Linked DNA regions of Homo sapiens: all the other regions are linked to region 2. A link is a loop called in an ENCODE intact Hi-C map of the cell type or tissue named here. Cell type or tissue: CD14-positive monocyte. All regions are shown on one strand.

The links. Peaks named below come from ENCODE experiments on the same cell type or tissue, not always from the same donor. Only the 100,000 strongest peaks of a DNase experiment are listed, where the experiment ranks them.
Region 1: a loop joins it to region 2, with 2.6 times the contacts of the local background. A loop is called at or near these places in 3 of 110 quality-filtered maps.
Region 3: a loop joins it to region 2, with 2.9 times the contacts of the local background. A loop is called at or near these places in 3 of 110 quality-filtered maps.

Annotation. Positions count from the first base shown.
Region 1 is chr5:95,068,816-95,071,315 of GRCh38, reverse strand. All of the region lies in intron 1 of MCTP1 (multiple C2 and transmembrane domain containing 1), which reads left to right. Among named protein-coding and RNA genes, the nearest start is that of MCTP1-AS1, 91 kb to the right of the region's middle. RefSeq lists an enhancer at 1,058-1,107. In CD14-positive monocyte, no CTCF peak of the experiment used is centred here; a DNase peak (open chromatin) is centred at 1,235; H3K4me3 peaks cover 1,653 bases; H3K27ac peaks cover 2,410 bases.
Region 2 is chr5:95,028,472-95,030,971 of GRCh38, reverse strand. The region is part of intron 1 of MCTP1 (multiple C2 and transmembrane domain containing 1); the gene reads left to right. Among named protein-coding and RNA genes, the nearest start is that of MCTP1-AS1, 51 kb to the right of the region's middle. RefSeq lists a silencer at 808-997. In CD14-positive monocyte, no CTCF peak of the experiment used is centred here; a DNase peak (open chromatin) is centred at 1,261; H3K27ac peaks cover 1,313 bases.
Region 3 is chr5:95,080,689-95,083,188 of GRCh38, reverse strand. All of the region lies in intron 1 of MCTP1 (multiple C2 and transmembrane domain containing 1), which reads left to right. Among named protein-coding and RNA genes, the nearest start is that of MCTP1-AS1, 100 kb to the right of the region's middle. In CD14-positive monocyte, no CTCF peak of the experiment used is centred here; DNase peaks (open chromatin) are centred at 948 and 1,518; H3K4me3 peaks cover 1,812 bases; H3K27ac peaks cover 1,995 bases.

The DNA.
Region 1 (2,500 bases), 40 kb before region 2:
GATTCTGATCCAGCCTGTCTCCTAATCAGTGACTACGAAGCCAGCGGGTACCTCAGACAGACGCTCTTGGGCTGCACGTGCTGCCTCAGGCTCCGGATCTGGTGTCATAGGTATGCCCAGGTTAGCTGAGGATCCCTGTGGCTACAGCCTTCCTGGTTAGCCTTCACAGTTAGCCTTCACAAGTATGCTCTGTATGTGAATTGCTGCTCAGATGTGCTTTGTTCAACATTTCTCTCCAGGGATGAACACCCTTCCTCTCGCTTCCCCTTTGTTCCAGTCCATTTGGCTTGGCTCTGATTTCCTGCCTCCTCATCTTGGGAACAGGTTCATCCCATGGTACCCTAATCCCACGGAACTTCCCTTGAACCAATACATTGCCACCTCCCCACTGAGAGATGCCAGACTCTTCTCCCAACTCTCCCAACCACCTTAACCAAGTCAGCCCCTCCCACATAGTCCCTAGTTAAGATCAGAATGAGCTTTATCTGCTTCTTAAACTTTGTTGTTCCTACCTCTGCAATCCCTCTTAGGCTATGGAACTACTGCGGGATGAATTCACCAAGCCGCAGCTGGGACTGCCTTTGTACTCCTCTCTCTAGACAGTCTGCCCCAGTCTCACACATGGCCAAAGTCTGGTAGGTAGTTGCTGAGTTCCTGAGTGTTGCTCTCTGGGCCAAGGCAGTACAGGGCAACTTCCCAAGGCAGAGCAGACAGGAGTAGTGCTTGGATTTGGATCAGACCACACTGGGCTTTGCTGAGAGGAACTGGGCCAGCATACAGAATGGTTTTTAATGGACTGGGTTTGAAACAGTTCTCAGAGTGTTGAGAGCAATTATGAAGGAATCAGAGTGGCTGTGGAAGCTGAGAGGTTTGGAGGTCCCTAAAGGTATCCCCCAATCTGTACTGCAGAATTGGAACCCCGTTGACAAGAAGAGAACTAGAGGAGGCTGGAGCAGGTGTTGCACTCAAGTGCAAGGTGTTGCACTCAGCAGTGCTGAGGCTGCAGAAAGCAGGGACACTGCCAGCAGCAACACTGCAGCTCCTGCTCCTTCCTCAGAGGGTGAGAGGCAAGCTGGGCTCAGGGTAGCCTGACTGCAGATGTGGCCTGGGACTTTGGCCTAGTAGGCCTTCCATGGACCTGGTGCTGATAGATGGGTAAGGAGAGAACCTAGATAACAACACAACAGAGTGCCTTGACAAGGGCGGGAAAATTCCAGACTCCACCACAAACAGGAAGATAGTTCTTCCCCTATTGTGGTTTCTAAAGTTTGTAATTTCCAAGCTGCTGGCAGCACTTACAGAAAGGGAGGGTCGGCCGGGCACGATGGCTCTCGCTTGTAATCCCAGCACTTTGGGAGGCTGAGGTGGGTGGATCACAAGGTCAGGAGATCAAGACCATCCTGGCTAACACGGTGAAACCCCATCTCTACTAAAAATAAAAATAAAAAAAATAGCCGGGCGTGGTAGTGGGTGCCTGTAGTCCCAGCTACTCAGGAGGCTGAGGCAGGAGAATAGCTTGAACCCGGGAGGCAGAGCTTGCAGTGAGCAGAGATTGCACCACTGCACTCCAGCCTGGGCGACAAAGCAAGACTTTGTCTCAAAAAAAAAAAAAAAAGGGCAGAAGGGTCATTTGTTTTTGTGTCTGAAGCACCCCAACTTGACATCCCTGTGAGCCTAAGGACAAGGAGCTCAAAGAAGAGTGTGCTCTGAGAACGGGTGCCTTCGTTATACTTGTATGCTTTCTATTTTCACACACATACATAGACAAGCATATCAGATTCTGCACCCTTGCGGGTAAGTCACCTGGCCTGTGTCATCAAAATGTAGCATATTTCTGTACACTGTATGTTATTCTGAAAAAAAAAAAAAATGCTATGCTCCCAAAGGCTGGGTTGACAAAGGAAAGGTGCTTGTAAGCAGTTACTTTATTATGTTTGAATTACTTTATTATGTTTGATACAATAAACTTGGCTTCTGTCATGAAAGACCCCAATGAAAACTGTCATCTGCAAAGTTAGGAGTACGTACAAATGTTTATGCTATGTAGATAGTTTATGGTCAATTTCACTCATCACTGTTTCCACTCCCTGACTTACCAATAATTTGACAGTCCTTGCAGCTGCATTGTAACTCACCATCACCCCACCCTTTGTTTCTGAGCAGTCATAGTGGGTGAGGAGAAAAATAGGGCACATTTGAGAGAAAATATGTGGCTCTACAAAAGACAAGCACATTTCTTTGGCTGTCATAATTAGCTATAAAAATTAAGATTGAGAACATCTGTTTTAATTACGTATGTAGCACAGGCTGTTCTGTTGTTTCACAGCTTCTCTCAGGAAAGGAAAAAAAAAAAAAAAAAGATACCTGCTCACAATCTTCCCCTGGAACTAAGCCTAATTCGCTTTTAGCTATAAAAAACTACTATTGATATTAAATAATGTCCCTAGGTACAATATTACGTAAAATTTTTATAATTTCTTTGGCAGACCCTGTATGGTAA
Region 2 (2,500 bases):
CTATTTTTTTTTTAATGTAGCTATCTTGTCTTTCATATCCTGAATTGTTTTTCTGGCTTCTTTGTGTTGGATATCTGCTTTCTATTGGATATCACTGAGTTTCCTTGCAACCTATATTTTGAGTTCTTTATCTGTTTTTTCAAACTATTTAATTTGGTTAGGATCCATTGCTAGAGAGTGAGAGTAGTCCTTTAAAAGTATCAAGACATTGTGGCTTTTTGTACTGCTGGAGTTTTTTGTGCTGATTCCTTCTCATCTGCTTCTTATTTTTGAATTCGCCATCATTTCTATGAGACTTTTTTAAAAATATCATTTTTCCCTTGAGGGTATGACTGTGGTGCATGTTGCATATAATCAGTTGACTTATTTTCTGGATACTTGCAGAGGGCTAAGGCTCTGGATGTGTCTCTTGGGTTGTATATAGCTTCTATGCTGTGGCTTTCTCAGATGCTGCTTGTTGTACTGGTGTATTGGATGCATGAGCCAACATATGACCTCCTGTGGGGCTGAGAGTGTGGAGTTTCAGGAAGCTTATCTCATGGACTAGCACTAAGCCCTCTGGTAGCAGGTTTTGTGTTGGGTGGTGCAGCTCAGGCTTCAGTCCAGTATATAGCAGTTAAGAATAGGAGCTGACTTGATCTTAGGTAGGCTGATGTTGAGTGGAAACACCCACCCTGAAGGGGTATTGGCAGGAAGAGATTGTGTTGTGGTACACTGAAGTCTTGGGGGAAAGTGGTGGAGCATGCATCAGCTCCTCATCTTGAGCCAACAGGTATGTGATCTGCTTCTCTATCACTTCCCTGTTGCAGGGTTCATGACTTCCGGTTCACAAAGACTTTGTCCTTTGGTTCCCCACTGCAGTGCAGGTACAGGCCATGGATATACCCCTCTGAGGGCTACCACCAAAATGGGCTCAGGCGAGAACCTCTTCCCCGGCCAGATCAGGCAACTCTGCAACTTATCTGTCCTCCCTTGCTAGAACGCTGCCGTTCTGTGTAGGGAGTGGGAGTTGGACCCTGCTCTTTGTGTAAGCTGTGCTTGCCAATGTCAGAGCAGGTTGTGGTGTATATTTGTGGGGGATTTGGTGGTGGAGTAACTCAAGGGCAGAGAAACCACATGCAAGGCAGTGGCACCACAAGTGTACAATCAGTATGGCACCTGATACCTAATTTCAAACCTGAGGGGAGTGCAACCATACTCGTGCAAACCGGCCACCAAGTTCTCTGTCTCCAGGAAGTTCCCAAATCACCACAGATAGCATTGCCCTGAGTCACAAGGTCAGAGGGGTTCCCCAACAGTCTGGCTGTCCGGAGATTGTCAGAGAGGTGAGAGGAGAGAGAAGTGCTCTCACCAAGTCTTTCCATGGGGTCTGAGTTCTTTGGGAGTCAATCTATGCCGGATTCTTGCTGCTTTCCTTGTTTGTGCCCCAGCTTCTTCCCATGGATTCTCCAAGAGGTCCTGGCTCTCTTCCCTCACTTTCCCATTTAGAACTTGTCTATTCACAGTCACTTTAATCTTTCTGAGGAGAACTAGCATCCAATGTCTCTGGTCAGCTATCTTGAGAAAAGGAAAGAAAATTCACAAGGACTTTTTTTAAAGAAATAGAAAATGAGGCTTCTAGAGCTCAAAATCTTTCCCTATGCCTCACAGCAATTTAATACCATAACTAGGCTTTGTGTCCATGTCTTTGTGCTCTGACTCCTGTAATATTTCCTCTATCTTATAATAGATCTCCTCATCACCTGCATCTAAATAACCACTTATATTTGAACAATTTCTTACAGTTACAAACACTTTTACATTTTTTTTTTTTTTTGAGATGGAGTCTCGCTCTGTCACCCAGGCTGTAGTGCAGTGGCCTGATCTCTGCTCCCTACAACCTCGGCCTCCGGGATCAAAATTCTCCTGCCTCAGTCTCCCGTATACCTGGGATTACAGGCACGCACCACCACACCTGGCTAATTTTTGTATTTTTAGTAGAGACTGGGTTTCACCATGTTGGTCAGGCTGGTCTCGAACTCCTGACCTCACGATCGCCCGCCTTGGTCTCCCAAAGTGCTGGGATTACAGGCGTGAGCCACCGTGCCCGGCCTACATATTTTATCTCATAATCAGAACAGTGTTTATGAGATATCTATTACCTATTTTAAAGATTAGAAAACAAATATCAGACAGGATAGTATTTTTGGCTGAAGTTAAATAATTGCTATCTCACCTGTGCTTTCTTCAACAAAATTTGTATCTTGCAACACAAAGTCTGTTTACATGGTCTAATTTAAAAAGAGAGTGGTCCATCTACATAAGGCTTAAGAAAAGAGAATTTTATTTGCTTTGGCTCAGGTTATTTTATATACTGTATGTGTAGGCGGAAAGGTTATTAGTGATAATGAAGCAATGCCACACAGAGCAGTCAATTTAGCAGACAATCCACGGGTGAGTAATCAGTGTTGTGGGAGTCCCAGAAAAGACATTCTGGGAGCACTGAATTTCATACTTTTTT
Region 3 (2,500 bases), 52 kb before region 2:
ATTATTTGCCAAACCATAACAAAAAAATCCATATTTTATTCATTTATTAAATAATTTTTTGATTAAATTCTGCTATGTATTGATGACCATGTCAATAGCCTCCTGAAAGAAAATTCCTGCCCTCGGGTTTCTTACATTCTTGTTAGAGACCACAGACTATAAATAGGTAAACAAATGAATAAAGAAGAACATTTCAAACTGTGATGTACTATAAAGGAAATAAAAAAGATCATCCGATAGAAAGTAATTGGAGAAGGTTACTTCAGGGGAGGTAGTCAGGGAAGACCTTCCTAAATGTTCTGAAAAGAGAATATTTGAACCACCACCTGAAGACTGAAAATGAGCCTTGAACCCTAGGCCTATGCTATTCAATATGGTAGCCACTAGCCATGTGTGGCTATTGAACACTTGCATATAGCTAGCTCAAGTGGAAATGTCACACAAGTGCAAAACATACACTAGATCTCCAACACTAGTACCAAAATGATAAAATATTTAATAATTTTATTATGATTACATATTGAAATGATGATGTTTTAGACATACTAGGGTAACCATTACTAAAATTAATGTTTCTTTACTTTTTTAATGTGACTACTAAAATATTTTAAATTACATATATGCTTCACCTTATATGTCTATTTAACAGCCCTGTTCTAGTTAGTTTCAGCCTACTTACTGTTATTAACATGGGCTTTTTCAGCTTTTTTTCCTTGATGAGGCTGATGGCAAGTGAATTTATGTAGTAGACTTTTCTCCAAGCATCTATGTCTATATTTATTGACTGAGGTATCTAAATATAATAATTCAATATTTGATCAAGCTTAATACAGCTCAGTGTTAAGGGATAACATGTGGTGGAGAAAGCATGTAAAATTGCCACATTTACTAGAGGAGTTGTATCATTAGTCATGTTCCTTTAGAAGGGCTCACAGAACAGATAAAAGGGGACCCTGAGTTGGTGAGGTAGGCAGAGCTAGAAGCACAAGGTAATGACAGCGTAGGAAAGGATTTCTGTGGGAAACAGCAACAGCAAAGCACGAAGATCTATTTCCATTCTCTACTTAGTGAAGGAGATTCTATTGTGTTGTAAAGCATGCCACTTCTTGCATGTTAAAATGGAATTTTTTTCTACACATTGTTTTTATACCGATGGGAATGTTAGTGACTTTAGTGTTCCTTTTTTTTTTAGATGTCTTTCTGGGAGATGTTGGCAAGTTCTCACATCCTTAATAACATTAAATTAATTCACTGCAGAGAACAAGCAGAATAGTTTTCTTTGTGCAGTGTTGTTATTCTCATTTCCTGTTGTGGCTTTTGCCATGAGGAAGAGGTTGACTACTAACACTGCATGTTTGATTTAGCAGGTGAAGTTTTTAGTATTTAATGTGAGTATTTTAGAACCCCAGATATGATGTTTGTTATGTAATCTGTACTAACAGTTTTGCAATGGGAAACTCTTCCCTTACTGGTTTGAGAGTTGAGTCATATCCTGTGAATCTAAAGCTACGTTATTTAAACATCACGGGTTCTTCTTACTTTCATTCCAAGTCGCTGCTGTGCAGAGCAGCAAGTGCTCCGTGCAGGGCTGTTGCTATCACTTGGAGGTGAACAGCCTCTTTTGCCGGTATTCAGTGAAGAAAGCAAGTCTAAATATGCAGTTCTCTCACTGGAGTGAAAGATGTTTTGTTCATTTCTAATCAACTATGCTAGACAGCTGCAAGCTGAAAAGTGCCTGCAATTTGCCATTTATTTGTAATAAGGTAAGTAACATTTTGGTTTACTCACTGGATTGTGGTAGCCTTAAATTAATGTGGCAGTTTAGGTATATGATTGTTCCTTAGAAAAATGCCTTCTCACGGGGTATTGAAGGTTGCATTTGAGATTCTAATACAGATAATTTTTAATTTACAGTATAACCTACTTGTGAGATACATAGTGTAATACATTGATATTCCTTTTATGATCATTTTTTATGAAAAATATAGTGCCTGAGAAATGGAAACATTGTGGTAGCTTTATATTGGTTTGTTTTTTTTGTTTTGTTTTGTTTTCTTGAAGGATTTAGTAGTTACCAGGTTCTTAGTTTCTTATATTTCTTTTGCTACCCTCTGATCTCAGTTAAAGGTGAAACATATATCAGATTTATATGATTATCTTTGAATAATTATAGCTCAATCATTATATTTTTCAATTGAAATAAAAAGTAGTCTTAGTAATTATTAGAAAATTTAAAGTGGAAAATTAGTGAAAGCCTCTGGACCTTTCATATTTGGCTTTCTATTTAAGTGAAAGACTAGCATACTTAGAAACTTCTGATTATTCTGTTTGTTTTAAAATTGTATGAGTTTGTTTATCACTGCCTACTTTCTCACTTGCTGTTGGAGGCAGTCATACAAATTGCATGGCTAGAGAAACCTGTGGATAGAGAATGAATGAGAGGTTTATTTTTCAAATTCTTTAAGCTTGCTTAAAGCTAATTCAAAGGTTGGGTGACACA